2 separate regions of the Homo sapiens genome follow, and region 1 is linked to region 2. The links are chromatin loops, found by intact Hi-C in ENCODE. Cell type or tissue: adrenal gland. All regions are shown on one strand. Each heading gives the region's core, and the rest is flanking DNA. Links, peaks and the distances in the headings are about the cores only. Region 1 overlaps ARPC1A (actin related protein 2/3 complex subunit 1A). Region 2 holds the start of LOC124901707 (a long non-coding RNA gene).

Region 1 (15,492 bases), core at 4,213-12,212, 50 kb before region 2:
TAGTAACAGGAAGAGCTCTAGGAGCTAAGAGCAGGGAGAAGCCACTTTAGGCGGAAGTGGCCCGGGAAAGTGGACCGTGGGATCATGGGGGTGATCCCTTTAGAGCTGTGCTGGGGGTGGAAGGGCGTGATGCAAAGACTGGGCTTTGGGAACCAGTTTGTCGTCAGTGGGCAGGGCCTCAGAAGGAGGCAGAGCCGGAACCCAGGGCTGCCCCTGTCTTGAGAGGCCTGCAAGTTGAGGTCAGGGGCTCCTTTTCAACATAAGTGCCCATTGATACTGCAGAAGCCCCTGTGAGAATGGGTCCTTTGTGATCATCTGTGTCTGTAAAGAAGCTAATAGTCTGTTGCATCTTGGGATAACACATGTTCTTGTGTTCAGGGTCTCGACTCTGAAGACAGAGTTCCTGCCGCTCCTAAGTGTGTCATTTGTCTCAGAGAACAGCGTCGTGGCTGCTGTGAGTATTTTTCTTCATTCTCCCTCGGGGTGCACTGTATGTGATGCTCAGACAGGGAACAATGTGTGCTCTGTCACCCTAGCACAAAGCAGAACAGTTTTTTAGAAGAAACAGAGCTCACTTTTTTTTTTTTTTTTTTTTTTGAGATGGAGTTTTGCTCTTGTTGCCCAGGCTGGAGTGCAATGGGTGATCTTGACTCACCGCAACCTCTGCCTCCCGGGTTCAAGCGATTCTCCCGCCTCAGCCTCTCGAGGAACTGGGAATATAGGCATGCGCCACCATACCTGGCTAATTTTGTATTTTTAGAAGAGACGGGGTTTCTCCATGTTGGTCAGGCCGGTCTCGAACTCCCATCCTCAGGTGATCCACCCACCTTGGCCTCCCAAAGTGCGGGCATGAGCCACCGTGCCCGGCCTCAGAGGTCACTTTTTTTTTGGAGACTGTCTTGCTCTGTCGCCCAGGCTGGAGGGCAGTGGCGCAATTTTGGCTCACTGCAAGCTCCGCCTCCCGGGTTCACGCCATTCTCCTGCCTCAGCGTCCTGAGTAGCTGGGACTACAGGCGCCCGCCACCTCGCCGGGCTAATTTTTTTTATTTTTAGTAGAGATGGGGTTTCACCATGTTAGCCAGGATGGTCTCAATCTCCTGACCTCGTGATCCGCCCACCTTGGCCTCCTAAAGTGCTGGGATTACAGGTGTGAGCCACCGTGCCCGGCCGCTCACTTTTAAGAGTAAGAGGGGGTGGGGCACGATGGCTCACGCCTGTAGTCCCAGCACTTTGGGAGGCCAAGGCGGGTGGTTCACTTGAGGTCAGGAGTTCAAGACCAGCCTGGCCAACATGGTGAAACCCCGTCTCTACTAAAAACACAAAAATTAGCCAGGCATGGTGGCAGACGCCTGTAATCCCAGCTACTTGGGAGGCTGAGGCAGGAGAATTACTTGAACCCGGGAAGCAGAGGTTGTGGTGACCTGAGATTGTGCCACTGCACTCTAGCCAGGGCAACAGAGCAAGACTCGGTCTCAAAAAAAAAAAAAAAAAAGAGTAAGAGAGGCCTGTCGTGGTGAACACTCTGCCAAGGAGGTGGGCGGTGGGCAGTGCATCCTCCAGGGACTGACTGAGTCTTGTTTCAGGGCCATGACTGCTGCCCAATGCTCTTTAACTACGATGACCGCGGCTGCCTGACCTTCGTCTCCAAGTTAGATATTCCAAAACAGAGCATCCAACGCAACATGTCTGCCATGGAACGCTTCCGCAACATGGACAAGAGAGCCACAACTGAGGACCGCAACACGGCCTTGGAGACGCTGCACCAGAATAGCATCACGTAGGTGCCGTCTGTAGAGAGGTGGTCAGGTGACAAGGTGCCTTCCTGCCCCTCGCTGTTTCCTTACTGGGTTCCTACAAAAGCTCTATGCCCCTCAGGCCCAGACATTCTTTCAGGGACAAGTGCAGCAAGAAGTCTGTATCTTCCCGACCGCCAGGCTCTCATTTCCAGCTCGTGGTAGGGAGGGAGTCGCCACCACCTGGTCATTCTGTCCTTCAAGGTGCAGATTACAAGGCAGCAGCCAGCAGGAGCAGTGCAGACCTTGTTGCAATCTGAGGTGGTGGGGCCTCAGGGCAGCTGCTTCCTAGGGTACCCTTTCTCAGCTACTCGAGAACAAAAGGAGACATTCCTGAATGCTGCGTTCCCACAGTAGTGCACACATAACAGAAAGCGAAGTTACAGCCTGTTGGAAAAGGTAACTGTAGCTGTCGTTTCAAGTAATGGATACAAATAAGAAGATTATTTAATTAAAGGAACAGAATTTCTTATCATCATGATGACAAAGCTGAGGAGTGTCTCGACTGGGTTTTCATCAGGTATATGTAATTATGTAAGACAACAGAATTGTGTTTTGTCCAGAAAGTTTAATTTTTTTTTTTTTTTTTGAGACAGAGTCTCACTCTGTTGCCCAGGCTGGAGTGCAATGCCACAATCTCGGCTCACTGCAACCTCTGCCTCCCGGGTTCAAGCAATTCTCCTGCCTCAGCTTCCCAAGAAGCTGGGATTACAGGCGTGTGCCACCACACCTGGCTAATTTTTTGTATTTTTAGTAGAGACGGAGTTTCACCCTGTTGGCCATCCTGGTTTCAAACTCCTGACCTCAGGTGATCCAACCACCTCAGCCTCCCAAATTGCTGGAATTACAGGCGTAAGCTACCGTGCCTGGCCTGAAAGTTTGATTTTTAAGGTCTAGAGGAGAGGCTGGGCATGATGGCTTACACCTTTAATCCCAGCACTTTGGGAGGCTGAGGCAGGCAGATCACTTGAGGTCAGGAGTTCGAGACCAGCCTTGCCAACATGGCAAAACCCCATCTCTACTAAAAAATACAAAAATTAGCTTGGCATGGTGGTACACACCTGTAATCCCAGCTACTCGGCAGGCTGAGGCAGGAGAATTGCTTGAACCGGGCAGGTGGAGGTTGCAGTGAGCCAAGATTGAGCTACTGCACTCCCGCCTGGGTGACAGAGTGAGACTCCGTCTCAAAAAAAAAAAAAAAAAAAGGCACCTGGAGGAGAAATATATGCTTGATATTCTAAATTACTGTGTTCAGAGTTGGGTCCCATGGGATTTTCCCTTACTGAGAAGCCTTTTATGTTTAGAATCTTATTGTGGTATTGATGGTGGGAGAAGTAATGGAAACCTCTAGACTTCCTGTTTGAGAGAATTACAATGAAATGCAGGTTGTGCTTCATCTTCAGCGGAGAAGGGGCAGCTGTATATAAAATAGGCTGCAAATGCTGTATTGAAAAATGAGAACCAGAGACCTGGCACCATGTCTCACACCTGTAATGCTAGCGTTTTGGGAAGCCAAGGCAGGAGGATCACTTGAGGCCAGCAGTTCAATACCATCCTGGGCAACACAGCAAGACCCCATCTCTACAAAAAAATTTTTAAGTTAGCTGGCTGTGTTGGCACGCACCTGTAGTCCCAGCTACTTGGGAGGAGTGAGCTGTGATTGTGCCACTGTACTTCAGCCTGGGCTACATTGTGAGATCCTATCTCAAAAAAAAAAAAAAAAAAGAACCTGAAGGCATAGCAAAACTTACCTTTTCTCCACATTCTTCAGGTTTCTCCTTCTATAGCAAAACTCACCTTTTCTCCATTCTTTAGGTTTCTCTGTCTTGAATGGCTCCGAGTTACTTCTTGTGAGTTTCTCTTACGTTTCTATACAGACCAAGTGTTAAGGAAAGAAAAAGCTCTCATTGCCTCTCTGACACTTCTAGATGAAAAATGAAAAGAACAAACCCTTGCTGATTAGTCTACTTTTATTTGCAGAAATTAGGTGCTCTTTGCACTAGAACTGTGTCAGCTAACTTTTTCTGTAAAGGACCAGATAGTAAATATTTTAGACTCCTAGAGGCCATAGGTCTCTGTTGCAACTACTGAACTCTGGTTGTGGCAGGAAAGCAGGCACAGATGATGTAAACAGATGAGGTGGCTGTGTTCCCGTCAAACTTTATGGACACTCAAATTTGAATTTCATGTAATTTTCACTTCATGAAATAATAGTCTCCTTTTAATTTTTTTCCAGCTATTTAAAAACGTAAAAGCCGGGTCAGGTGCAGAGGCTCACGCCTGTAATCCCAGCACTTTGGGAGGCTGGGGTGGGCGGATCACTTGAGGTCAGGTGGTCAAGACCAGCCTGACCAACATGGCAAAACCCCGTCTCTATTAAAAATACAAAAATTCGCCAGCCTGGTGGCAGGTGCTTGTAATCCCAGCTACTCGGGAGTCTGAGGCAGGAGAATCGCTTGAACCTGGGAGGTAGAGGTTGCAGTGAGCCGAGATCGCACCACTGCACTCCAGCCTGAGTGACAGAGTGAGACTCCATCTCAATAAATAAATAAATAAAATAAAAATGTAAAACCCCGCCCCCCTTTTTTTTTTTTTTTTTGAGATGGAGTCTCTGTCACCCAGGCTGGAGTGCAGTGGCACGATCTTGGCTTACTGCAAGCTCTGCCTCCTGGGTTCACGCCCTTCTCCTGCCTCAGCCTCCCAAGTAGCTGGGACTACAGGCGCCCGCCACCATGCCTGGCTAATTTTTTTTTTTTTTTTGTATCTTTTAGTAGAGACAGAGTTTCACTGTGTTAGTCAGGATGGTCTCGATCTCCTGACCTCGTGATCTGCCCACCTCGGCCTCCCAGAGTGCTGGGATTACAGGCGTGAGCCACTGCACCTGGCCTTTGTTGTTTTTTTTTTTTATTTAAGCTCACAGGCTGTACGGGCATAGGCAGTGTGTGCCATAGTTTGCCATCCCCTTCCCAGCGTCGGGGAAGAGGCGGGTAAGTTCTAGACATCTCAAAGGAGAAAGAAAAATATTGTCTGAGCAATGGATGATTGTCTTGAAAGCTTCCAGATAATTAGGCTAAGACAAGTTGTTTCATTTATCTGTTCCCCTGCTTAGCTTGGTCGGAATCTAGTGGTGTGTCTGCTGCTAACATTTATGATGATTCACTTCAGACTCAAGGAGGGCTGTTGGCTTATCTGCACTGGCTGTCTTGGAGGCTGATTTGAGAGGTTTTGTTTGGAGCTATGGAATTCAGTCATGCTTCATCATGCCTCTGGTTTATTTAAAAACAAACAAAAATACTGTTTTCGCCATGGCTGTGGTCCTACCCACAACCTGCTCCCAGCATTTGAGTGCTGTGTGGGCTGGGTCATTCCTGCTTCCCCAGGTCACGCTAACCAAGGCAAGTTCTTAACTTCTCCCCTTGCCAGTTTTGTCTTTCCTGGACATCTGGTAATAATATGCTTTGGGGTATTTTCTGAGCCAGATTGTTGCAGCCTAATGTTCATGGATAAGTTCATAATCAGGAGTTAAAAGATAATTCATTTCCTGGTGGAGCGTGGTGGCTTATGCCTGTAATCCCAGCATTTTGGGAGACTGAGGCAGGAGGATCACTTGAGCCCAGGAGTTCAAGACCAGCTTGGGCAACATAATGAGACCCGCATCCCAGCTCTATTTAAAAAATAAAGAAGAAGATAATTCATTTCCTTAAGCTGCCCTTACACTATTAGTCAGGAATGTTTGTGTTCACTTCCACTACATACCTTACGATCTCTTTTGCTTTGCTTTTTTTCAGTCAAGTCTCTATTTATGAGGTGGACAAGCAAGATTGTCGCAAATTTTGCACTACTGGCATCGATGGAGCCATGACAATTTGGGATTTCAAGGTATTTTCTACCTAACAGAACAAATTTTGTTTGTGTTAAAACTTTTTTTTTTTTTTTTAAGAGATAGGCTCCTTCTCTGTCACCCAGGTTGGAGTAAGTGGCACAATCATGGCTCACTGCAGCCACCAACTCCTTGCCTCCAGCAGCCCTCCCACCTCAGCCTCCCAAGCTGCTGGGACAGCAGGCATGCACCACCATGCTCCGTGAATATTTTTACAAAACTCTTATGAGAAGAATGTTTCTCATTTCTTGAAACAAAATGTTAAATCTAGTATACAGTTTAATGTCCTAATGTAAGACATTAAACTGGAAATCTCTCATTTTTTTTTCTTTCTTTTTGAGATGGAGTCTTGTTCTGTCACCCAGGCTGCAGTGCAGCGGTGCAATATTGGCTCACTGCAACCTCCGCCTCCCGGGTTGGAGCGATTCTCCTGCCTCAGTCTCCCAAGTAGTTGGGATTACAGGAGCACACTACAACACCCGGCTATGTTTTGTATTTTTAGTACAGACGGGGTTTCACCATGTTGGCCAAGCTGGTCTTGAACTCCTGGCCTCATGTGATCTGCCCACCTTGGCCTCCCAAAGTGGTGGGATTACAGGCGTGAGCCACCATGCCAGCCTTGGAGATCTCTCTCTTTTTTTTTTTTTTTTTTTTTGAGACAGAGTTTCGCTCTTGTTGCCCAGGCTGGAGTGCAATGGCAGAATCTCGGCTCACCACAACCTCCGCCTCTGGGGTTCAAGCGATTCTCCTGCCTCAGCCTCCCAAGTAGCTGGGATTACAGACATGTGCCACCACGCCCAGCTAATTTTGTGTTTTTAGTAGAGATGGGGTTTCTCCACGTTGGACATGCTGGTCTCGAACTCCCAACCTCAGGTGATCCACCCGCCTCAGCCTCCCCAAGTGCCAGGATTACAGGCGTGAGCCACTGCGCCCAGCCAGAGATCTCTTTAAAACCTAAAAGTCATCCGCAGAAGAACGGCACATTCTCAGTGAACTGGAATTTTTACTTCTAGATGTCCATTTATTCATTGAGGAAAAATGGAGTGCTGTTTTGGAAACAGGCCCTATTGGACACCAGCCCAGGTTTAACTATATAGATATATATTTATAGCTGACACTAATTAATTTAATAAACATTTAGTACATATCTCCTGGGTGCCATGCATGATGCTGAGCACTGAGAATATCCAATCTGAATGAGCCTGTCTGGTAGAAGAGAGAGGTGGATACGGGGGCTGGGTAGGGGATTCGGCAGAGCTCAGAAGAGAAGCCAGTGCCTCTGTTTTCACACAGAGGAATCTAGGGGGATGCGTGGACTGCAGGGAACAGGTTGCACCTGAGCGGCATCCTGAGTTGCGATGGGTTTTGGAGGGAGGGACTGTGAGTTGAGAAGACACAGGCGAGCATCCTCGGCTGCAAGTGCAGCACACCCAGGGCAGCCCTGGGCTTCAGAGAGCGCACACTGCCTCTGAGGCGCTGCCCGTGCTGTGGTCCTCCGGAAGCACAGATGGAGCTAGAAAAAAGAGCTCTAGGTAGCCAGGCGCAGTGGCTCATGCCTGTCTTCCCAGCACTTTGGGAGGCCGAGGTGGGAGAATCGCTTGAGGCCAGGAGTTTTGAGACCAGTTTGGGCAACATAGCGTGACCCCATCTCTATAAAAAAGCCAGGTGCAGCCAGGCGCACTGACCCACTCCTGTAATCCCAGCACTTTGGGAAGCTGAGGCTCGTTTCTCCTCACTGCTTTCCTGTCTTGAGCACAGGAGTTCGAGACCAGCCTGGGCAACACAGTGAGATCCTGTCTCTATTTAAAAATATACATATATATATTTTTAAAAACCAGGTGCAGTGACGCATGCCTTTAGTTGCAGCTACTTGAGAAGCTGAGGCAGGAGGATCACTTGAGCCCAGGAGTTGGAGGCTGCAGTGAGCTGTGGTCACACCACTGCACTCCAGCCTGGGGCAACAGAGCAAGACCCTATCTTTAAAAAAAAAAAAAAAGAGGAGTGAGGAGTGTGCCCAGAGCCTGTGTGTGTGGCAGTGGGGAAAAGGCACACCTGGCCTGGAGGAGCCAGCAGGGGGAGCCCCGGCCTGGAGTGTCTCTGCGGGGTGAGTCCTGGGAGATCCTGTTTCAGGTGGGGCAGGGCCAGGTTCAGGGTGGGGACAGGCAGAACCTTCCCTGAGGAAGAGGGAGTGGTGTCATACCTACCTCGGGGTAGACACTCCTCAGTGACATCAGTGCTCTTCCCACCTTTTCCAAGACCCTCGAGTCTTCCATCCAGGGCCTCCGGATAATGTGAAGCTGAGTGAGCCTCCGCCATCCAGCATGACAAACTGTGGCCGACCGCAGCTGTGCCGTGGCACGATGGCGAGGAAGCCAGCCCCAAGGAAACACTGAAAACACATATCACGCCAATGCCGTGTGGTTTTGTTTGAATATAAAATTGGTGAAAGTGTTGGTTTTTTTAAGGCAGTAATTTTTTTGTTTGTTTTTTTGCGATTTCATTCCATTCTTGACCAAAGCTTCTCTTTAAGTAGTTTATTATGGAAAATTGTCACACTAACTTAAAAGACAGGGTGAGGGAGATATGTAAATTGTCCACTAGAAAATTAAATAAAAGAACTGAATGTGGTTTTGGTTTTGTTTCCTTGTAGTATTTCAATTTTTAGTAGAAAAATATGAGCGAATTCTTCATTCGATTCAGTTTTTTTTAGGCAAAATCTTAGATCCTTGGTTTCTTAAATTGTACCATTCTATACAACCTTGAACCAAAAAGCACCATTTAGTGAGGGGTGAGAGAGAACCGTTTCTGAACATTGCAATACTTCTGCAAAGTAGGTTGTGTCGGTCTGTTTTGTGTTGCAATAAAGGAATACCTGAGGCTGGGTAATTTGTTTAAGAAAAAAGATTTATTTGGCACACGGTTCTGCCGGTTGGACAAGAAGCATGGTGCCTGCGTCTGCTTTTGGGGAAGCCTCAGGAAGGTTTTACTCATGGCAGAAGGCGAAGGGGAAGCAGGCGTGTCCCATGGCGGGAGAGGATGCAAGAGAGAGTGGGGAGGACCAGGCTCCTTGAAACAACCAGGTCATAGAGTGAGAACACACTCATTCCTGCCAGGGGGCACCAAGCCATTCATGAGGGATCCGCCCCATGACCCAAACACCGCCCACCAGGCCCCACCCCAACACTGAGGATCGCATTTCAGCGTGAGATTTGGAAGGGACACACAGCCAAGCCCTGTCAGAGGTACACCGTTCCCGTCTTGCATGTGAGCAACAGAGAAGCCCACCTCCACTGAGCAGCCAAGCCCGAATGGGAGCCTGCCCTGGGAGGCCCTGGGGCCCGGTGCCCACAGCATGGCAGCCCACTGTTAGCAGTGCACCTGCCAAGGGTACGCTGTGGGGGGTGTGCAAGGGGGCGGGAAAGGGGAAAGTCAGCATCTTGGCTTAGAGTTGATTGTGCCTACACTGAGCTACTTTCATCATGATGAGACGTAAAGTTTGACATTCCATGGCAGAGAATCTTAAGAGGTACAAGTATAAATGAAAAGCAAAATAAGTAAAGAGTAGCCGGAGCCTGGCCACATCCTTGATCTCACGGCTCCCTTCTAGAATGCTGGTAACAGTGCTTCCCAAGGCACATCATGATGTGCTCGAGAGAAGGTAATTTGGCCCTCTTGTGACTCATGGGAAGAGCCCTCACTCCAAGAGGGAATCCTACCTAGCACCAGGGGTGCTGGCCTCATGGCCCTGCCTGGTCCCTATAGTGTCGTCTCTGGGCCCCCAGTGGCAGGAGCTCCTTTGTGTACACGTTTGTATGCATAGTGCATTGGCAAGGCTCCGTGAGGGTAGACAAAAACTGGCCATAAAGCAGGAATTAGCTGAAGATTTCTCTTTTAGCCGGACGCGGTGGCTCACGCCTGTAATCCCAACACTTTGGGAGGCCGAGGCGGGCAGATCACCTGAGGTCCAGAGTTTGAGACCAGCCTGACCAACATGGGGAAACCCCATCCCTATTAAAAATACAAAATTAGCCAGGCATGGTGGTGCGTGCCTGTAATCCCAGCTACTTGGGAGGCTGAGGCAGCAGAATCACTTGAACCCAGGAGGCAGAGGTTGTGGTGAGCCGAGATCATGTCATTGCACTCCAGCCTGGGCAACAAGAGTGGAATTCCGTCTCAAAAAAAACAAACAAAAAATTAGCCAGGTGTAGTGGTGGGTGCCTGTAATCCCAGCTACTCAGGAGGCTAAGGCAGGAGAATTGCTTGAACCCAGGTTGCAGTGAGCTGAAATCATGCCACTGCACTCCAGCCTGGGGGATAGAGCAAGACACTGTCTCAAAAAAAAAAAAAGTTCAGGTGCGGTGGCTCATGCCTGTAATCCCAGCACTTTCGGAGGCCGAGGCAGGTGGATCACGAGGTCAGGAGATTGAGACCATCCTGGCTAACACAGTGAAACCCGGTCTCTACTAAAAATACAAAAAATTAGCCAGGCGTGGTGGCGGGTGCCTGTAGTCCCAGCTACTCGGGAGGCTGAGGCAGGAGAATGGCGTGAACTCGGGAGGCGGAGCTTGTAGTGAGCCAAGATCGCACCATTGCACTCCAGCCTGGGCAACAGAGCGAGACTACGTCTCAAAAAAAAAAAAAAAAAAACCTACAAAATTGACTTACTTTTGCCTCTAAGAACTTAATAGCCCCAGAGTTATTTTGCTGTTTTTTTTTCTTTTTTAAATAAAAACATTTTGAAATTATAATAGAGACAGGGTCTCCCTGTGTTGCCCAGGCTGGTCTCAAACTGGGCTTAAGCAGTCCTCTTGCCTCAGCCTCCCAAAGTGCTGGGATCATAGGCGTGATCCACTGTACCCGGCCTATTTTGCCTTTTTTTTTTTTTTTTTTAAGATGGAGCGTCTTTCTCTGTCAACCAGGCTAGAGTGCAGTGGCATGATCTCGACTGACTGCAGCCTCTACCTTCCAGGTTCAAGTGATTCTCATATTTCAGCCTCCTGAGTAGCTGGGATCACAGGTGACCCCAGTCTCCGAGTAGCTGGGATTACAGGCGTATACCACCACGCCTGGCTAATTTATTTTGCCATTTTTTAACACAGGCCATTTCTCATGTGGGGAGGAAGGCCCACTCCAGTCACCGCAGCCAGAAGCCCTCAGTGCTTTATTTCAACGCTGGGGCCTTTTGAGTTTGTGACGCTCCGTCCTTCTCTCACTCTACCTTTGAGACTCAGACCAGGCCTCTGTCAACAATGACTACAGTCTGGGATGTTCTGAGAGGGTTCTTCAGGAAAGGTGTGTGAGCCACGCCCTGAATGCAATACTTTAGCTAACTATGCAGGCACCAAGAAAAGCATTTGGAAGCCATTAACTACCCCTCATAACAAACCTGTAGGGTTGGAACTGTTATTAGCACATTTTTCAGATGGCAAAATTCCAGAGAGGGGAATGAGCAGTCTCTCCAAAGCCCTGGTAGTAACCACTAAGCATGTGCTCCCCACTGGGCGAGGGAAATACCTTAGTGGCAGCCCCTTTTCAGCTCACCCACGCTCAGGGGCAGGGCCCTGTCACTGGAACTGATGAGAAGTTATTTGAGGCCGGGCGCGGTGGCTCATGCCTGTAATCCCAGCACTTTAGGAGACCAAGACGGGTGGATCCCTTGAGGTCAGGAGTTCAAGCCCAGCCTAGCCAACATGGTGAAACCCCCTTCTCTACTACAAATACAAAAATTAGCCAGGCATTTGGTGGCACGCGCCTGTAATCCCAGCTACTTGGGAGGCTGAAGCACGAGAATTGCTTGAACAATTGCTGGGAGGCACAGGTTACAGTGAGCCAAGATCGCCACTGCACTCCAGCCTGGGCAACAGCGAGACTCCATCTCGAAAAAAGAAAAAAAAAAAGAGAGAGAGCAAGAAGGTATTTGACAATAGCTTGTGGGTTTCATTGTAGACCTCGGTTTGTCAAACTGACACATCAGGCCATGTGGCTTGGAAGGGGGCTGTGATGGGATGTGGAATGCTGAGCGAGTGTTATGGGGGCCCCAGCTGTGGGGTACATCTGCCTTGCAGGCCTTTAGCCACCTTACCAGATATGTGGCCTTGGGGCTTTGGCCCCAAGGTTTTATCCTCTCCCCTCCTGCTGTCAGTTGGGATGGATCCCTTGATCCCAGGGAAAGTGACCCACATTCTGGGGTGGACCAGTGGGACAAAGGGGAGATTATACTGGATACTGGGAGCTCTTAGAAAAGGTCCCTGCCACCGCCCCCCCTCCATCTCCCATCTCCCTGGTCTGCCTTGGCCCACCCACTGCTTGTCTGCAGTCAACCTAGCTGCCATTTTGTGACCAGGAGGCAATAAAACTGGTGCTTGAAGCTGGGAGGCAGAGGTTGTAGTGAGCCGAGATTGTGCCACTGCACTCCAGCGAGACTCCATCTCAAAAAAAAAAAAAAAAAAATAGCGACAGGCAAGGGGCAGAAAGCCAGCAAGAACCTGGGAGACTGCACCAGCCCTGGCCTGCCTCCCCCACGTCGGCCAGCCCTGGAGAGTCACAGCCTGGGTTTGTGGCTGCATTTCTTGGAAACATGAGAAGGCAATAAAGGAAGCAGGAGTGTGTAGCATCTTCGTCCCAGGGCCCTGCACAAAGCCAATTCTAGGAAGAAACAGAAAGCTCTCCAAGTTGTTCTGGGAGCTCCAGATGAAATCCTTCCATCACCAAGTTCCCTAACCCAAAGTGTTTCTCCACGTACGGCTTAGAAAACTTTCTCCCCCAAAGGAGCCATTTCAAATAATGCCTTCCATTGCTTTCCAATCTGAGGTCTGCTTTCTCCCATCCACTGGGTCTTCCCTCCACGACTGAAGGCCTGTGGGACGGGTGGGCAGGTGGACAGTGCTTGTCAGCTTCACTTTACAGATGTGGAAACTAAGGCACGGTTACACTACAGGTTAAGTGGCAGCACCAGAACTGGACCCACTTTCTTTCTTATTTTTCCTTTTTTGAGATGAAGTCTCGCTCCATCACCCAGGCTGGAATGTAGCCTGGTTACAGTGATCTCGACTCACTGCAACCTCTGCCTCCCGAGTTCAAGTGATTCTCCTGCCTCAGCCTCCAGAGGAGGTGGGATTACAGGTGTGCGCCACCATGCCCAGCTAATTTTTTTTGTATTTTTAGTAGAGACGGGGTTTCACCATGTTGGCCAGGCTGGTCTGGAACTCCTGACCTCAAGTGATCTGCCTGCCTCAGCCTCCTAAACTGCTGGGATTACAAGCGTGAGCCACTGCGCCCAACCTTTTTTTGGGGGGGATGGAGTCTTGCTCTGTTATCGGCTCACTGCAACCTCCACCACCCTCATTCAAGAGATTCTCCTGCCTCAGCCTCCTGAGTAGCAAGTAGCTGGGACTACAGGCATGTGCCACCACACCCAACTAATTTTTGTATTTTTGTTTTGTTTTGTTTTGTTTTGTTCTTCGAGACGGTCTCACTCTGTCACCCAGACTGGAGGGCAATGGCGTGGTCTCGGCTCACTGCAACCTCCACCTCCCAGGTTCAAGCGATTTTCCTGCCTCAGCCTCCCAAGTAGCTAGGATTACAGGCATGTGCCACCACACCCAGCTAATTTTTGTATTTTTAGTAGAGAGAGGGTTTCACTATGTTGGCCTGACCTCGAACTCCTGACCTCGTGATCCGCCCGCCTCGGCCTCCCAAAGTGCTGGGATTACAGGCGTGAGCCACTGCACCCAGGCTTTTTTTTTTTTTATTAGAAATGGGTTTTCACCATGTTAGTCAGGCTGGTCTCACCCTCCTGACCTTTTGTGATCAGCCTGCCTCCGCTTCCCATAGTGCTGGGATTACAGGCGTGAGCCACCATACCCGGCCTGGACTCAGTTTTCTACCACTGGATCATTCATTAACACATCTGTTAAGATGTGTGTTGAGTGACTCAGGCACCGGGCTCTGTCATGGGCCCAGGGGAGAGAAGAGGGAACAGTACAGCCATGGCTGCGGCTCGCATAGGCTTTTAGAGCCTTTACATCAACTCAGGTGACCTTAGTTTACATTTTCGCAGATAGGAAAAAGGAGTCTTGAGGTATGCATATTTGTTAGGATGCTTTGATGATTCGCAGCAGAAAAACTCAAAGCAGCCTAAAAATAAAGTGGAGGCTGCACACCGTGGCTCACGTCTGTAACCCCAGCACTTTGGGAGGCTGAGGCAGGAGGATTTCTTGAGGCAAGGAGTTCGAGACCAGCCTGGGTCACACAGGGAGAGCCCTGTCCATACAAAAATTTTAAAAATTAGCTGGGTGTAGTGGCGCATGCCTGTGGTCCCTCCCAGCTACGAGAGAGGCTGAGGTGGGAGAATCACTTGAGGCCAGGAGTTTGATACCAACCTGCACAACATAGCAAAAACACTATCCTTATAAAAATTTTTTTTTTTTTTTGAGAAGGAGTCTCGCTCTTTCATCCAGGCTGGAGTGCAGTGGCGTGATCTTGACTCACTGCAATCTCCGCCTCCTGGGTTCAAGTGATTTTCCTGCCTTAGCCTCTGGAGTAGCTGAGATTACAGGCGCGCGCCACCACGCCCGGCTAAGTTTTGTATTTTTAGTAGAGACAGGGTTTCACCATGTTGGTCAGGCTGGTCTCGAACTCCTGACCTCAAACGATCCGCCTGCCTTGGCTTCCCAAAGTGTTAGGATTACAGGCATGAGCCACCGCACCCAGCCTATAAAAATTTTAAAAATTAGCCAGGTGTGATGGTGCACACCTGTAGTCCCAAGTGCTCGAGAAGCTAAGGCGGGAGGATCACTTGAGCCCAGGAGCTGGAGGCTTCAGTGAGCTGTGATTGCGTCACTACATTCCAGCCTGGGTAAAAGAGGGAGACCCTGTCTCTAAAACATATTAATTAATTAAGCGGATAACTTGGCTCACATATCTGAATCTTTGGAGGCAGGTTGGGCTCAGACCTTCCAGTCAGAGGTGACCAGAGCTCCGGTTACTTCTCTGACCTTCTCTCGGCTCTGCACTCTCCCTGCAGCTTCCCTTGTTGCTGTTCCACTTCCGCGTTCCACTTACGAGTCCAGATTCCTGCAGCTCGCTCAGAAGGGGCTTTGTGCGCTGGATCATCAGCTGAAGTCCTGGGCTTTGCTTTGATTGGGTCATCTTAGGTCACAAGTGCAGCAGGACAGGGAACACCGTGAGCTGATTTAGACCACTCAGGGCCACTTGGGGTCATTCCCTGGGCATCTACAAAGCGGCAGAAGAGTAGGATGGAAGCCAGGGAAGCAGCAACAGGGTCACCTCAGTTACCCTACACTTGTCCCTGTGGGAAGAGGGCTGCCGGTACAGACCCCTTGAAGCTTTGTATCTGCTTGAACTAAAACCACCGCCTGTGTTTGCTGAGGTTGCCGACATCTGTCTGAGAAAATACGCAGGAGCAGCAAGGTTGGGGGGGCTCAGAAAAGTTCGAGCACTTCCTGTGTGCACACTGTATGACCCGATTCACACACCTGGACACATTTAATCCTCCCAACTACCCTAGGGGGTCGAATTCAGTGGAAAAGAGAGCGGCGGCTAAGGGCACCTCCAATGGGGAGGGTGTCGGGGCAAAGCGACCTGAGACCCCCAGCCACATACTGCAGGACAAACCAATGTCGGCAGGTGAGGACAGGGTGGGAATAGTGTTCCAGGCAGAAGGAACAGCGAGTGTCAAAGCCTCTAAGCCTGACAGGGTGGGAGTCTGGCCTCGGATCTCCAGAGATCCAGGAAGACCCTGCACAAATACTAGAGAGAGGGGTCTGAAGGAGAGAAGAGGAGGGAAGGTTTTTGTTG
Region 2 (15,466 bases), core at 163-8,162:
CCGCATCTGTTTTCTGTCACTTCCTTGTAAATGGCGTGTGATCCTGCTTTGTGAACCCGTGTCCTATGCTGTCTTTGGAAATTTTATCTGAAGCCACAAGCATCTGTTGGCCTTATATGATCACAGTGTGGCCACTTACCAATTGACTTTTTTATTTTTATTTTTTGAGTTGGAGTCTTGCTCTGTCTTCCAGGCTGCAGTGCAGTGGCGTGATCTCGGCTCACTGCAACCTCTGCCTCCCGTGTTCAAGTGATTTTCCTGCCTCTCAGCCTCTCGAGTAATTTGGATTACAGGCATGCGCCACCATGCCCGGCTAATTTTTGTATTTTTAGTAGAGATGGGTTTCTCCATGTTGGCCAGGCTGGTCTCGAACTCCTGGCCTCAAGTGATCCACCCACCTCGGCCTCCCAAAGTGATGGGATTACAGGTATGAGCCACTACACCCAGCTGAAGTTACTTTTTAAAGTAGCTTTTGAAATGCTTGCTTGTAACTAACCTAATCATGGTTATTATGAGGTCGTACCTCCAGCAGTAATTACTAAATTAAATCAATGTTAAATTACTTTGCCCCTTTTTAAAAAAACTGTTCGTACCAGATAACTTCTATTAAATACTCAGTACTTGTTTTGCAGTTTAGATTTGGATGGGCCTATTGCAGTAATCACGGTCATTTTGGGCTGAGAGATGTCTTCCCGAAACAGCTCTTTATCAAAATAAAGGAAATGGGAGCATGCTGGAATAGAAGAGATTTTGCAAGTCCTTGAAAGTAAATTAACTTCATCTTCTAAAGGGTGACTTTTGAGGGAAGGAGGAACCCTACTTTGTGTTTAGATATTCTTTACCTCCAGACAGAAGTATTCTTTGTTCTGTTTTCTTTTTGTTTTTGTTTTGAGACAAGGTCTCACTTTGTTGCCCAGGCTGGAGTGCAGTGGTTCAATCACAGCTCACTGAAGCCTCCACCTCCCAGGCTCAGGTGTTCCTCCCACCTCAGTCTCCCAGGCAGCTGGGACTACAGGCATCCACTGCCACGCTTGGCTAAGTTTTCTTTTCTTTTTTTTCTTTTTTTTTTTTTTGAGACGGAGTCTCGCTCTGTCACCCAGGCTGGAGTGCAGTGGCGCGATCTCCGCTCACTGCAAGCTCCGCCTCCCAGGTCCACACCATTCTCCTGCCTCAGCCTCTGGAGTAGCTGGGACTACAGGCGCCCGCCACCATGCCCAGCTAATTTTTTTTTTTTTTTTGTATTTTTAGTAGAGACGGGGTTTCACCATGTTAGCCAGGATGGTCTCGATCGCCTGACCTTGTGATCCACCCGCCTCAGGCTCCCAAAGTGCTAGGATTACAAGCATGAGCCACCGCGCCCGACCAACGCTTGGCTAATTTTTTGTAGAGATGGGGGTGTGTTAGTCCATTTTCACGCTACTGATAGACATACCTGAGACTGGGCAATTTACGAAAGAACGAGATCTAATGGACTTACCGTTCCATGTGGTTGGAGAGGCCTCACCATCATGGCAGAGGCCAAGGAGGAGCAAGTCACGTCTTAACATGTGTACCTGCTGAATCTTTACTACCTGCTTTTCTGCTTGGATCACAGCATTCTGTTTGTTGAGCTGAATTGTAATTCCTAGGTAATAGAATGGCTTAAAAGCTGGAGACAGGGAGGGATAGTCTTCTTGACCACTCTTCGCCCTTCTGTTCTTCCCTAAAAACTGAGGAGGTCATAGACAAAGATGAACTTGTGACTGCTGAGAGAGAGAGAACTGCCTTGCGGCAAGTATGAGTGCCACCTGATCCTGCGTGTGTTGAAGGAGCAGCTTCTGCTGTGGCTACTTCCCTCAGAACCTGTAGACTGGTCTAGTTTATTTAGCTTTTCCTCAGCCCTAAAGGACTTTGGCTGGGAGATGAAATTAGAAGTGCCTTCAAGATGATTAGGATGCCCATCTGTGGGCCTAGAATTATCTTGATTAATTATTACGCTGTAGAAATAGATCTGAAAGCATAGGGACCAAGGTTGGTTTTTTGGCTTTTTTTTGTTTGTTTTGTTTTGTTTTTTTTTGAGACAGGGTCATCTGTCATCCAGGCTGGAGTGCAGTGGCACAATGTCAGCTAACTGCAACCTCTGCTTCCCAGGTTCAAGCACTTCTCGTGCCTCAGCCTCCCGAGTAACTGGGATTACAGGCATGTGCCACCATGCCCAGATAATTTTTGTATTTTCAGTAGAGACAGTGTTTTGCCCTGTTGGCCAGGGTGTTCTCGAACTCCTGACCTCAAGTGATCCACCCACCTCGGCCTCCAAAAGTGCTGGGATTACAGGCGTGAGCCACTGTGCCCAGCCGGGACCAACCTTTTAACAGAAGTTACCATTAAATGTCTTTAAAAATCTATGTTTTCTAATTCTGTAATTAAAAAGACTTTTTTTCTTGTCACATGGGTAATGTGCCAACGTTGTGACAAGGTTTGAGAGTGGCATGTCTCACACATGGATGTGAACACCCAAGCACACTCATGAATTACAAAAGGATCCAAAAATAGACATTTTTAATTTAAAACAATTATGTTTAAATTACTTAGCTTATTTTTTATTTTTTTATTTTTTTTTTTGAGACGGAATCTCACACTGTTGCCCACGCTGGAGTGCAGTGGTGCGATCTTGGCTCACTGCAACCTGTACCTCCCGAGTTCAGGCAATTCTCCTGCCTCAGCCTCTTGAGAAGCTGGGATTACAAGCGTGCACTACCACGCCCGGCTAATTTTTTAATTTTTAGTAGTGATGGGGTTTCACCACGTTGGTCAGGCTGATCTCGATCTCCTGACCTCGTGGTCCGCCCACCTTGGCCTCCCAAAATGCCCGGCGGCTTATTCTGTTTTTAAATAACAGCTTTATTGAGATATTAATCATATACTGTAAAAGTGAACCTGTTAAATTATCCAATTAAGGGGTTTTTAGTATATTCACAAAGTTGTACGACCATTGCCACAGTTAGTTTGATGTTTCAAGGTTCATCTGTGTTGTAGAATATATCAGTACTTACTTCATTCCCTTTTTTTTCTTTTTTTGAGACGGGAGTCTTGCTTTGTTGCCTAGGCTGGAGTGCAGTGGTGTGATCTCAGCTCACTGCATCCTCCGCCTCTGGGTTCAAACGATTCTCCCACCTCAGCCTCCCAAGTAGGTGGGATTACAGGCATGCGCCACCATGCCCTGCTAATTCTTTTGTATTTTTAGTAGAGATGGGGTTTCACCATGTTGACCAAGCTGGTCTCAGACTCCTGACCTCAAGTGACCTGCCCACCTCAGCCTCCCAAAGTGCTGGGATTACAGGTGTGAGCCACCGATTCCGGCCAGCCCTGTTTAACTTCTTGAGGAGCCACCTAACTCTTCTGCAGTGGCTCCACCATTTTACATTCCCACCAGGAACGTAGGAGAGTTCCAATTTCTCCACATCCTTCCCAACACTTGTTATTGTGCCATAATTTTGATTATAGTCATCTGTAGGGTCCAGCCCCACAGGGTCGGTGGGTTTCTCCCCGTGTGTGGAGACGAGAGAGCGTAGAAATAAAGACACAAGACAAAGAGATAAAAGACAGCTGAGCCTGGGAATCCCACCAAGACGCGGAGACCGGTAGTGGCCCCAAATGCCAGGCTGCACTGATATTTATTGGATACAAGACAAAGGGGCAGGATAAGCAGTGTGAACCATCTCCAATGATAGGTAAGGCCACATGGGTCACGTGTCCACTGGAAAGCGGGCCCTTGCCTGCCTGGCACCAAGGCAGAGAGAGAGAGACAGCTTATGCCATTATTTCTGCTTATCAGAGACTTTTAGTACTTTCACTAATTTGCTATTGTTATCTAAAAGGCAGAGCCAGGTGTACAGGATGGAACATGAAGGCGGACTAGGAGCGTGACCACCAAAGCACAGCATCACAGGGAGATAGTTAGGCCTCTGGATAACTGCGGGCGGGCCTGACTGATGTCAGGCCCTCCACAAGAGGTGGAGGAGTAGAGTCTTCTCTAAACTCCCCCGGGGAAAGGGAGATTCCCTTTCCCGGTCTGCTAAGTAGCGGGTGTTTTTCCTTGACACTAACGCTACTGCTAGACCAAGGTCCGCTTGGCAACGGGCATCTTCCCAGATGCTGGCGTTACCGCTAGACCAAGGAGCCCTCTGGTGGCCCTGTCCGGGCATAACAGAAGGCTTGCACTCGTTTTCTGGTCAGTTCTCACTATGTCCCCTCAGCTCCCATCTCTGTATAGCCTGGTGTTTCCTAGGTTATGATTGTCGAGTGAGGATTATTATAATATTGGAATAAAGAGTAATTGCTACAAACTAAGGATTAATGATATTCATATATAATCATATCTAAGATCTATATCTAGTATAACTATTCTTATTTTATTTATTTTATTATACTAGAACAGCTCGTGCCCTCGGTTTCTTGCCTCGGCACCTGGGTGGCTTGCCACCCACAGCCATCCTAGTGGGTATAAAGTGGTATTTATTCATTATCAGTAGTTACTTACAAAAAGAAAATCCTGCGCAGACCGACCCTATTCCCCCAAACACACTCTTTGTTTCTCCCCAGCTGAAACAGAACCGCATGAGGGAAAGAGGAAAGTGGAATCTCTGTGGCCCATCTTCAGGATCCACCACCAGAAAACCCGCTACATCTTCGACCTCTTTTACAAGCGGAAAGCCATCAGCAGAGGTAATTAGTCAGTCTCTCTTGGACTTTGAAGCTCGCGTCACTTTTGGAGTTACTGAACTAACCACAATCCTTATTCTCGCAACCTGTGCAAGTCATGGTTTTTCTTACCACGAAAATTAGGGGGAGCCAACGTTGGCTGAGTTTTGTGTGTGTGTTTGTTTTTTGTTTGTTTGTTTTGAGATGGAGTCTCACTCTGTCACCCAGGCTGGAGTGCAGTGGCGCAATCTTGGCTCACTGCAAGCTCCACTTCCTGGGTTCAAGCGATTCTCCTGTCTCAGCTCCCAAGTAGCTGGGATTACAGGCACCTGCCACCACACCTGGCCAATTTTTGTATTTTTAGTAAAGATGGGGTTTCACCATATTGGTCAGGCTGATCTTGAACTCCTGACCTCAGGTGATTCACCCGACTCGGTCTCCCAAAGTGCTGGAATTATAGGCGTGGTCCACCGCTCTTGGCTTTTTTTTTTTTTTTTTTTTTGAAACAGGGTCTTGCTCTGTTCCACAGGCTGGAGTGCAGTGGTGCAATGATGGCTCACTGCAGCCTCAACCTTCTGGGCTCAAGGGATCCTCTCACCTCAACCTCCTGAGTAGCTGTGACTACAGGTGTGCACCACCACACCCAGCTAATTTTTAAATTTTTTGTGGAGATGGGCCCTTGGCCCAGGCTGGTTTCTTAACTCAAATGATCCTCTGGCGTTGGCTTCCAAAAGTGCTGGGATTACAGGTGTGAGGCACCTTGCCTGGCCTAAGTACTTTTTTTTTTTGTTCCTCCTCCAAGGACTGTCCCGTTGCAATACTGAATGCCTTTTTTTTTTTGAGATGGAGTTTCGCTGTCACCCAGGCTGGAGTCCAGTGGCACGACCTCAGGTCACTACAACCTCCGCCTCCTGGGTTCAAGTGATTCTCCTGCCTCAGCCTCCTAAGTAGCTGGGATTACAGCTGCTACCACGCCCGAGTAATTTTTGTATTTTTAGTAGAGACGGGGTTTTACCATGTTGGCCGGGCTGGTCCTGAACTCCTGACCTCAGGTGATCCGCCTGCCTCGGCCTCCCAAAGTGCTGGGATTACAGGTGTGAGCCACTGCACCCGGCCTGAATGCTTTTTTTGATCAAGGGTGGGGAAGGTTTTTAGACCATGGCCTGATGCTCTTTCCCCATCTTTTTGACAGAACTCTATGAATATTGTATTAAAGAAGGCTATGCAGACAAAAACCTGATTGCAAAATGGAAAAAGCAAGGATATGAGAACTTGTGCTGCCTGCGGTGCATTCAGACACGGGACACCAACTTCGGGACGAACTGCATCTGCCGCGTGCCCAAAAGCAAGCTGGAAGTGGTAATGTCTGACACTCAAGCTTGGTGTTGTTTTCAGCTCAAAATTCTGCCTTAGTCGACTGCAAGGGATCTTATGTTATTTGGTTGGGCTGGAATGTCGTTTTGTCCCTGGATGTCCTGCTGGCTCTCCCTCGTGGGAGTGGGTCCCTGTATTCAGGAATCCATGTGAGGCAGCGTGTGGCTGTGTGTTTGTTAGGTCTGGGGTCAATCTCAACTCCACTTTTGGGCAAATTACTGAACCCCTTTCCTCACTTAGGAAATGGTGGTGGGGAGCCCTAATCCCAAGGTGGTGGCAGGGTGACATCAGGGAAGGACAACCAGTGAGTTCCTGTCCCTTTCAGTCCTCACAGTGATACTTTAACATTACCATCACTATCTTTCCCGCCCCCCCAAGACGGAGTCTTGCTTTGTCGCCCAGGCTGGAGTGCAGTGATGCCATCTTGGCTCACTGCAACCTCCACCTCCCGGGTTCAAGCGGTTCTCCTGCCTCATCCTCCTGAGTAGCTGGGACTACAGGCATGCACCACCACGCCTGGCTAATTTTGTATTTTTAGTAGAGACGGGGTTTCTCAATGTTGCTCAGGCTGGTCTCGAACTCCCGACCTCAGGTGATCCACCCGCCTCAGCCTCCCAAAGTGCCGGGATTACAGGCATGAGCTACTGCGCCCAGCCCACTGTGTTTCTTCTTTCAGAACTTTCTGTTCCAAGTACCACTCCTAGGCCAGGCGCCTCAGGAGTGGTGCTGAGGGACAGGAGCTGAGCTCCATCCGGTTCCAAGCCCCTCTGAAAGGCAGCTGTGGCCCGAGGCAGAGTCACAGCAGTGGCCGCTCAGTGCAGCCCCTCAGCACAGTTGTTGGCCCCACCGCCCATCTGCCAGCCTGGCCTTCTTTTCCCCAGCTCCACACAGGGGCCTCTTCACATGAGTCCCCTTTATGCTGCAGTGAGACTGACAATGGAGAGCTGTGGCTGGATGCTGAGGACTTGGGTACTGAGCAGTGGGGGCGAGCAAGGGCCGCCTCCCCGACGGAAGACTGGGGTGTTGGTTTTCTGATGGAGGCAGGGACAGGTGGCAGAGTGGCAGAAGCCCCCTTCCTCTGAGTGCCCAGATTCCACAAGGAGTCCAGGTCAGGGGCTGGTGGGCTGGGGTGCTGCTTCAGCCCTGTGGCCAAAACAGCCCGCTGTAGACTTACCTGGGTTTCACCAGAGGATCCTGTTTACTTAAACTATGGTCTTGTTCTTCCAAAAAAAGAACTTGAAAAAGTAAAATAAACACAAGCCACTGTTCTAGGGCTTTCTGGCTGGCCAAGTGTTGGGCCGCACCAGGCCTGGGGGACAAGACCCTTCTTTCTGGGGGGCTCTGGGCCAGAAGGGTGTGACTCAAGTGCATAGTCTCCTGCCCTCTTCCCCCACCAGAGTGTACCAGCCCAGAGGCCCCCCTGAAGTCCCCAAACAGTAGCAGAGCCACGTCTGCTCATCGCAGGGTCTGTCATGCTCACTTAGCAGAATAACGAGACTCATTCACACCGATTTCTTTTTCTTGATTGGCAAACGTGTGTTGGATTTGCAGAACATATTATAAATAGACATACAGATGTAACCTCGGTGTCAACAGCAGCTGGTTCTACCTTCATGAGGGAGCCAAATTTTCCCTGTCCAGAGCTGTCAAGGAAGGGTTTCTGAGGTGTGTCCCTATATGGCATGGTGGCAGGTCCTTCGTGGGAGGGTTGCCACATATGTGAGTGTGCAGGGGCGAGCGTGGCGCAGTGGCATCGTCTCACTGTCCTCCTCCGTTGCAGGGCCGCATCATCGAGTGCACACACTGTGGCTGTCGTGGCTGCTCTGGCTGAGGCTGGCGCGCTCCACCCTGGACTCTGGACTTCGCAGGTTCCTGCCTGTCACGCCACCCCCTTCCTGGGAGCAGCGAGCAGTGCCCCAGGCCCGAGTTGGAGCACGGTCTCTATGGGGAAGGCTTCGCTGTCTATCAGCTGTGATTTGTAAAAATAAAATCTTTAAATCTCTCGAGCCCCACGTCTCTTCTTTCAGAGCATCGGCCTATGGAACCCGGCGGGGCGGCCCAGGCCCCAGGGACCAGATGCCCCAGCCCCCTTGTGGTGTGTGAGGTGACACACAAAGGTAGCTGGAGCTGGAAGTCCCGTGAAGGTGACACGCAAAGGTGGCTGGAGCTGCACTTGGACCTGCTGGGAGCACAGGCACCTTGGGCCTAGTGTGTGTCCTCACCAACACCTGTGACACGCTGCGGCTGTTCCTCAGGGCCTGGCTCTTCCCCCAGGCAGGAGGTGACACCAGCTCACTTGTCCTGGGGCTCCCACAGAGCACTGGGGGCCGAGCACATTGTTCCAGCTGTGCTCCCATCACCTGCCCCCAAGGGCACATCCGTCATCAGCCTCCTTGCCGGTGTCCTGGTCCCCCTGGGGCTTGGTCCGGAACTTCTGCCAGGGGTGCGGGGTTTCCTCTGCGGGCATCACTGTCAGCCACTGCTTGTAATAGGCTCGGAAGCCGTCAATCTTCTCCAGGTAGGTGTTCTTCCCTTGGTACTAGAATTAGAAAAGTGAGGCTAGAATCACTCCTGTTACCTACAGCTAATCCCAAACCTCGGCAGCTGGCTCAGGCCTCAGGGAAGCTGGTGGCTGCCATTTTCCCTTCCAGGTGGCTGCAGAGGACAGGGCAGAAAAGCTGTGAACACGCACTATGGGACTAGCTTACTTCAGAGAAACAGGTCCCCGCTGGGTACCCTGGGGCAGGCCCAGAGCCATCTGCCCAATGGCGTTCTTCCCAAATAGGCACCACTGTGCTCCTCCATCCGCAGTTGCCACCCCAGGCCCCCAAGCCAGAATCACTGGGTCCCACCAGCTCTGCCTCCACAGCCTGCCGAGCCCCTCCCCATCAAAGCCACCTCCCTCTGACCATTATCTCAACACTGCCAAGATAGGCTCCATGAGATATGGGGAAAAAAGCAAAGACACACCAGACACAAACTGAGAGCTGGTAGGGGAATATACCAAAAAAGCCAAAAAGTGCTATCCAACATACAGCTACTACCACACAATGACAAAAGGTTTGGCCGGGTGCGGTGGCTCACGTCTGTAATCCCAGCACTTTGAGAGGCCGAGGTGGGCAGATCACTTGAGGTCAGGAGTTCGAGACCAGCCTGGCCAGCATGGTGAAACTCCATCTCTACTAAAAATACTGGATGTGGCGGTGCATGCCTGTAGCCCCAGCTACCTGGGAGGTTAAGGCAGGAGAATGGCTTGAACCCGGGAGGCAGAGGTTGCAGTGAGCTGAGATCACGCCATTGCACTCCAGCCTGGGCGACAGAGCAAGACTCCATCTCAAAAAAAAACAAAAACAAAAAAAGGTTTGACTCAAAAGACTGGACAATTCTAAACCTTAAGGTGCCGGATAGAGCCTGAAAGCACAGAAAGCAAAACTCAACAGAATCACGAATATAAACAAGTCCACCATCATGAGGGAATATGAGTACAGATGCTCCTGACAGCAGGGTTCCGCCCCCCAAAAACCCATCGTAAATCAAAAATCAATCTGGCTGTGTGTGCTGGCTCACTCCTATAATCCCAGTGCTTTGGGAAGCCGAGGCAGGCGGATTACATGAGCTCAGGAGTTCCAGACCAGTTTGGGCAATATAGTGAAACCCTATCTAAAAGATTAGCTGGGTACAGTGGTACATGCCTGTAGTCCCAGCTCCTCAGGTGGCTAAGGTGGGAGGACTTCTTAAGCCTGGGAGGTCAAGGCTACAGTGAGCCATAATCGTGCCACTGCACTCCAGCCTGGGCAACAGAGTGATTCCCGTCTCTTTAAAAAAAAAAAAAAAAAAGAAAAAAGAAAATGCGGCACGGCATGGGGGCTCACAACTATAATCCCAGCACTTTGGGAGGCTGGGGTGGGTGGATCACGAGGTCGGGAGTTCAAGACCAGCCTGGCCAAGATGGTGAAACCCCGTCTCTACTAAAAAAAAAAAAAAAACCACAAAAATTAGCCTGGTGTGGTGGCAGGCTCCTGTAATCCCAGCAACTCGGGAGGCTGAGGCAGGAAAATCACTTGAACCTGGGCGGCAGAGGTTGCAGTGAGGCCAGATCGCATCACTGCACTCCAGCCTGGGTGACAGAGTGAGACTCCATCTCATAAAAAACAAAAGGAAAATGCATCTATTGCTGGCAACACAGCAGAGGGTCCTGACTTTATAATTATGCAAAAGTGATATACATTCAGTAGAAACTAACCCCGCACAAAGTCGATCCTTACAGAGTTACATCCTGATAAAACCATTGCAAAGTTGAAAAATCCTGTGTAGAATCATCTTTAAGTCAGGGACATCTGTCTGTGACTTAAATATGATATGCTTTAGGTCTATGATAGTCTTGTGACTGTCGAGTTGAACCCCTAGTGAGCCCTACGCCAGAGGGAAGAGACAATCCACTAGGAAGATATGCACAACATGTGATCAACAAAAAACCAGTACCCAGAATATATAAAAAACCCTGGAATCAATGAGAAAAGGCTTGCAACCAACAGTTCAAAGCACAGACACAGTTCAAAAATGCCCAGCTATGCCTTCAGCCAGACACAATTTCCATTGCTGTCCCACCTATTTGTAGGAAGCCCTCAAAATGGCATTCAGGCGTGACACCTGCACGGCGTTCCTGACCCCGCACCCTCTAGCTGTGTGTGTCCCTGCCCATTTACTTGTTTCCGCCCCATCCGGGCTGTGCTTCAAGCCATAGTGGCTCTCGATGCTCCGGAGATGCTCAGCACAGAGTGTGATTCGATGGACCCAAAAGCCAAACCCCAGAGCCTGATAGCCTCAGAACAGCAGGGAGAGGCTGTGGCCGTGACAAAGCAGATTCCATGACTCTGCCCTGCTCCTGCTGATACAGGAGGTTGAAAGAAATTATTTAGGCAGATAATAAGGGCAACAGAGTCCTTGGCGAAATTTCCCTTTTAATAAAAAGCAGCCCCCAAATAATTTCTTTTCTAACAAAGAGCAGCCTGAAAAATCGAGCTGCAGACATAGATAAGCAAACTGGAAGCTTGCAGGGGTAAATGCTGGCGGCTGTGCCAACAGAAAAGGGCTACCTGGGAGCCAGATATGTTCAACGTGGGGGCCCCATCTTCCCTTCTTTGTTGCCATGTGTACAGTAAAGAACCAGGCAACATGGCGATGGCCACCTGTCTGCATAATAAAAGGTTAGGGTGGGGCACCAGCTTTTATACATGCTATGTAAATGGCACACCTGGTCCAACTAATCTTTTGCGTCCTCTGTAAATCAGACACCACCTCCCCAAGCTCATCTACAAAACCTCTGCATTACACTATGGAAGTGGCAACCCACTTCTCTGGCACCTCTCTCTGCAAGGAGAGAGCTCTTCTCTTTTTTTTTTTTTCACCACCACACCGGGCGAGAGCTCTTCTTTCTTTCGCCTATTAAACTTCAGCTCTTAACCTCTTTTTTTTTTTTTTGAGACCAAGTCTCCATCTATCGCCCAGGCTGGAGTGCAGTGGCGCGATCTTGGCTCACAACAAATCTCAGGTATTCACCCCAGACAATGACACCACTTCACTGCCTGCCCAGTCCCTGAGCAAGCGACAACCTGTTTGGAGTACCCAGCAACGTGCAGGTGCTGGGGACCCAGATGAGCACAGCAGACAGCCTCTGCCTCCAGAAGCCTGATACAGGGAAGGCCAGGGCTGCCCATGAGCACATGATCCAAGACTGTAGGACACGGCATAAAGGAACAGAGTGGGAAGGGGGAGGGGAGACTTTCATCCCAGGTCAGAGCGGCAGCCAGCTGGGCATGTCTGAGGGCCACTTAAGCAGAGACCTCCAGGAAAAGTGGGTGCCACCTGAGGCAGCGGGAACACCAATCCCGAAGCAGGCAAGAGGTTGGTGGCCTCTGCGAACTGACAGAAGGCCACTGGGACAGACAGAGAAAGCAAACGCAAGGCTGAGACATGAGATGAGCCACGCAGACAGGGACTCGCAGGCTGTGGTCTACAGACTTGGGTACTGCTCCTAAGGGAAGCTGCTGGACAGTTTCAAGCATGGCAACACAATCCCAAGGGCCAGAACCGGGGTTGGGTGGTGGGGGGAGGGGGTAGCAATGGTGAAGGAGCTGATGAGCTTTTGAGCTTGGGGCACACACCCGGTCAAAGGTGGGAGGGTACTGGGCTGCAAACTCCAGCTGGCGGATGACCACTTCGTTCACCGGGACCCTGTTCTGCTTCATGTCCTTCAAGATGCTGATGAGATAGGTGTAGTTCAGCTTCCTGATGGCCGCGTTGATGAGGGCACTGTAGATGTGAGTGTTGGGGGTCACCTGGGACTTCTAGAACACAGGGACATCGTAGAATCAAGATGATGGCAGCCATTGGGACCCAGCAGCTCCCACCCTCTGTCAATCAAGCTGGCTCCCGGGACCAGCGGCCAGGGCCAGCAAGGCAAACTTGGCAGCAACAATGTGCTGAATATCCCTCTCCAGCAGGAAAGCCAAGCCCAGCCCCTCTGCTCAGCCCTAAAGAAGCTGCGGAAAAGGACGCTCGTGCTGCTCTCAGACACCGACTGACTCAGGCAGAAAATGATGTGGGAGACACCACCTCCTTGCTCCCTGGGGTGGGCTTCCTGTGACGCACGGTCACCAGGTGGTGGTTGGCCTAGAAAAGTGCAAGCCTTGGCTGGGTGAGCCCGGTAGGGTCCAGGAAAACAGCCAGAGGATGATGGACCTGGGGACACCGACAACCCAGGACGCAGCCTCTGCTGTGGTCGGATGAAATCCACGCAGCACTTCCAATGGGGGTTAGGTGGGAGGCACAGACCTCGGGGGCTTTGAAAACTGCCCACGGCCCCTCAGGAATTCTGAGAATCCCTGCCATACCTCTAGAGTGTTGGGGCCGAGGCCTGTGCCCAGCCCTGTGTCAACCCACGGCCACCTTCTTCCGGATGGGAACATCCGTGTGTCTCTACGCCCAGCCCTGAAGCACTCACTGGGGTCTGCTTCCCCCAAAATGGGACCAAAGACCAGAAGGTCATTGACCCCACTCTCTTTGCCCCATGCACAGTTCATCCTCTCCAGGTGGGGGGTCTGCAGACCCCTCAAACTTTCCTCCTGAGCTGCAGAGTGCTCCTGAGCACCATGGGTGTCCTGCCCAGGCCCGAGTCCACTCACCTTCATGTCTGTGAGAAGCTGTAGACCGTCCTTCGGCCTGTGGCACCCGATGGCCAGGTTGCAGAATGTCTGCAGGTTGGGGACGAGGCCCCTCTTTGCCAGGACCGGCAACAGCGCCTTGGCCCCCTCCAGGTCTCCCAGCTTGCTCTTCTTTCTCACCAGCGTGTTAAAGAATGTCAGGTCGGCCTCTACCTGGTGCTCATCCAGGAGGGCCAGCAGCAAGGACTCTGCAGGACTCCCGGACTCCACCACCTCGGCCAGTAGCGTGAGGGTCCTGATGTCGGGCTGCTGCCTGTGCTCTGCCATCTTGCTCAGGAAGCCCTCCAGGCCCCCTATCAAGGCCAGCCGGTCAGCTGGGGTGGTCACCGTTCCAAAGGAGACCACTGTAGGGGGAACGGCCCCGGGGGTCAGGAGGTTGACTTCCAGCTCCACGGGAGGTGGCTTCAGGGCCACTGCGGTGAGGGCTGCTGTGTGGCTGGGCTCTGCCTTAGTATCCACCTCTGGTTGGGCCTTGCCGGGCACTCTGGCTTCCGGAGGCTCTGGAGGCCCAAGTGCCTGAGAAGGTTCCAGAAACAGCTGCCTCTCCAGGGCCTCCACATGCAGCATGGCTGACATGAGGTTGCCTGCCTTGGCCTGGGCTGTCCTCCTTGGCCGCTGCCTGCTCACTGGGGGCTGAAGCACAGTCGCCTCCTCCCTGGGCTTCAGAAGCAGCTCTGAGGCCACCTGGGGGTCCCCTAGGCCACAGTCCCGAGCTGCCACCAACAGCAGGTTGTAGCTGTCCCGGCTCGGCTGTAGCCCTAGACTCAGCATCAGCCGCCACACCTGCCACGGAAGAGACAAACGTCAGCTGGGTGCTCCCATTCAGCAGCTGGGCGCAGGGCTCACGCCTGGAATCCCAGCACCTTGGGAGTTTTAGATGGGAGGATCCCTTGAGATCAGGAGTTCGAGACAAGACCGGGCAACATAGCAAGACCCTGCCTCAAAAAAATACGCCAGGCGCGGTGGCTCACGCCTGTAATCCCAACACTTTAGGAAGCTAAGGCAGGCAGACTCCTTGAGATCAGGAGTTCGAGACCAGCCCGACCAACATGGTGAAACCCCATCTCTACTAAAAATACAAAAATTATTGGGTGTGGTATTGCATGCCCACAGTCCCAGCTACTCAGGAGGCTGAAGTGGGAGAATCACTTGAACCCAGAGATCGAGGTTGCAGTGAGCCGTGATCATGCCACAGCACTCCAGCCTGGGTGACAGAGCGAGAGTGTCTCAAAACAACTGTAAAACATTTAAAAAATTGGCCGGGCCTCTCCCTCTCCCTCTCCCTCTCCCCCTCCCTCTCCCCATGGTCTCCCTCTCCCTCTCCCTCTCCCTCTCCCCACGGTCTCCCTCTCCCTCTCCCCACGGTCTCCCTCTCCCTCTTTCCACAGTCTCCCTCTGATGCCCAGCTGAAGCTGGACTGTAACTGCTGCCATCTCGGCTCACTGCAACCTCCCTGCCTGATTCTCCTGCCTCAGCCTGCCGAGTACCTGCGATTGCAGGCGCGCGCCACCACGCCTGACTGGTTTTTGTATTATTTTGGTGGAGACGGGGTTTCGCTGTGTTGGCCAGGCTGGTCTCCAGCTCCTAACCGCGAGTGATCCACCAACCTCGGCCTCCCGAGGTGCCGGGATTGCAGACGGAGTCTCGTTCACTCAGTGCTCAATGGTGCCCAGGCTGGAGTGCAGTGGCGTGATCTCGGCTCGCTACAACCTCCACCTCCCAGCCGCCTGCCTTGGCCTCCCAAAGTGCCAAGACGGCCGCCACCCCGTCTGGGAAGTGAGGAGCGTCTCTGCCTGGCCGCCCATCGTCTGGGATGTGAGGAGCCCCTCTGCCTGGCTGCCCAGTCTGGAAAGTGAGGAGCGTCTCTGCCCAGCCGCCATCCCATCTAGGAAGTGAGGAGCGCCTCTTCCCGGCCGCCATCCCATCTAGGAAGTGAGGAGCATCTCTGCCCGGCCGCCCATCGTCTGAGATGTGGGGAGCGCCTCTGCCCCGCCGCCCCGTCTGGGATGTGAGGAGCGCCTCTGCCCGGCCGCGACCCCGTCTGGGAGGTGAGGAGCGTCTCTGCCCGGCCGCCCCGTCTGAGAAATGAGGAGACCCTCTGCCTGGCAACCGCCCCATCTGAGAAGTGAGGAGCCCCTCCGCCTGGCAGCCGCCCCGTCTGAGAAGTGAGGAGCCCCTCCGCCCGGGAG

Evidence for each region. A loop is a pair of places that touch in the nucleus more often than their neighbours do. Peaks named below come from ENCODE experiments on the same cell type or tissue, not always from the same donor. Only the 100,000 strongest peaks of a DNase experiment are listed, where the experiment ranks them.
Region 1: a loop joins it to region 2, with 2.8 times the contacts of the local background. A loop is called at or near these places in 53 of 110 quality-filtered maps.

What each region holds. Positions count from the first base shown.
Region 1 is chr7:99,357,962-99,373,453 of GRCh38, forward strand. It overlaps ARPC1A (actin related protein 2/3 complex subunit 1A), which reads left to right. Exons shown (of 10, transcript NM_006409.4): 7 at 379-454; 8 at 1,584-1,777; 9 at 5,582-5,672; 10 at 7,930-8,301. The coding sequence ends at 7,968. Among named protein-coding and RNA genes, the nearest start is that of ARPC1B, 9.0 kb to the right of the region's middle. RefSeq lists enhancers at 21-521, 1,715-2,215, 11,073-11,986, 12,065-12,359, 15,349-15,492 and a silencer at 6,940-7,145. In adrenal gland, for the core only: a CTCF peak has its summit at 7,749 (motif pointing right); no DNase peak of the experiment used is centred there; H3K27ac peaks cover 305 bases.
Region 2 is chr7:99,411,557-99,427,022 of GRCh38, forward strand. BUD31 (BUD31 spliceosome associated protein) reads left to right here. Exons shown (of 6, transcript NM_003910.4): 4 at 4,582-4,704; 5 at 5,873-6,039; 6 at 7,835-8,060. The coding sequence ends at 7,885. ATP5MF-PTCD1 (ATP5MF-PTCD1 readthrough) reads right to left here. Exons shown (of 9, transcript NM_001198879.2): 7 at 13,239-14,060; 8 at 12,219-12,401; 9 at 5,183-8,593. The coding sequence ends at 8,411. It overlaps PTCD1 (pentatricopeptide repeat domain 1), which reads right to left. Exons shown (of 8, transcript NM_015545.4): 6 at 13,239-14,060; 7 at 12,219-12,401; 8 at 5,183-8,593. The coding sequence ends at 8,411. LOC124901707 (a long non-coding RNA gene) reads left to right here and starts at 389. Exons shown (of 2, transcript XR_007060451.1): 1 at 389-427; 2 at 633-739. It also overlaps LOC124901841. RefSeq lists a silencer at 4,077-4,126 and an enhancer at 11,440-11,941. In adrenal gland, for the core only: a CTCF peak has its summit at 4,180 (motif pointing left); no DNase peak of the experiment used is centred there; H3K27ac peaks cover 432 bases.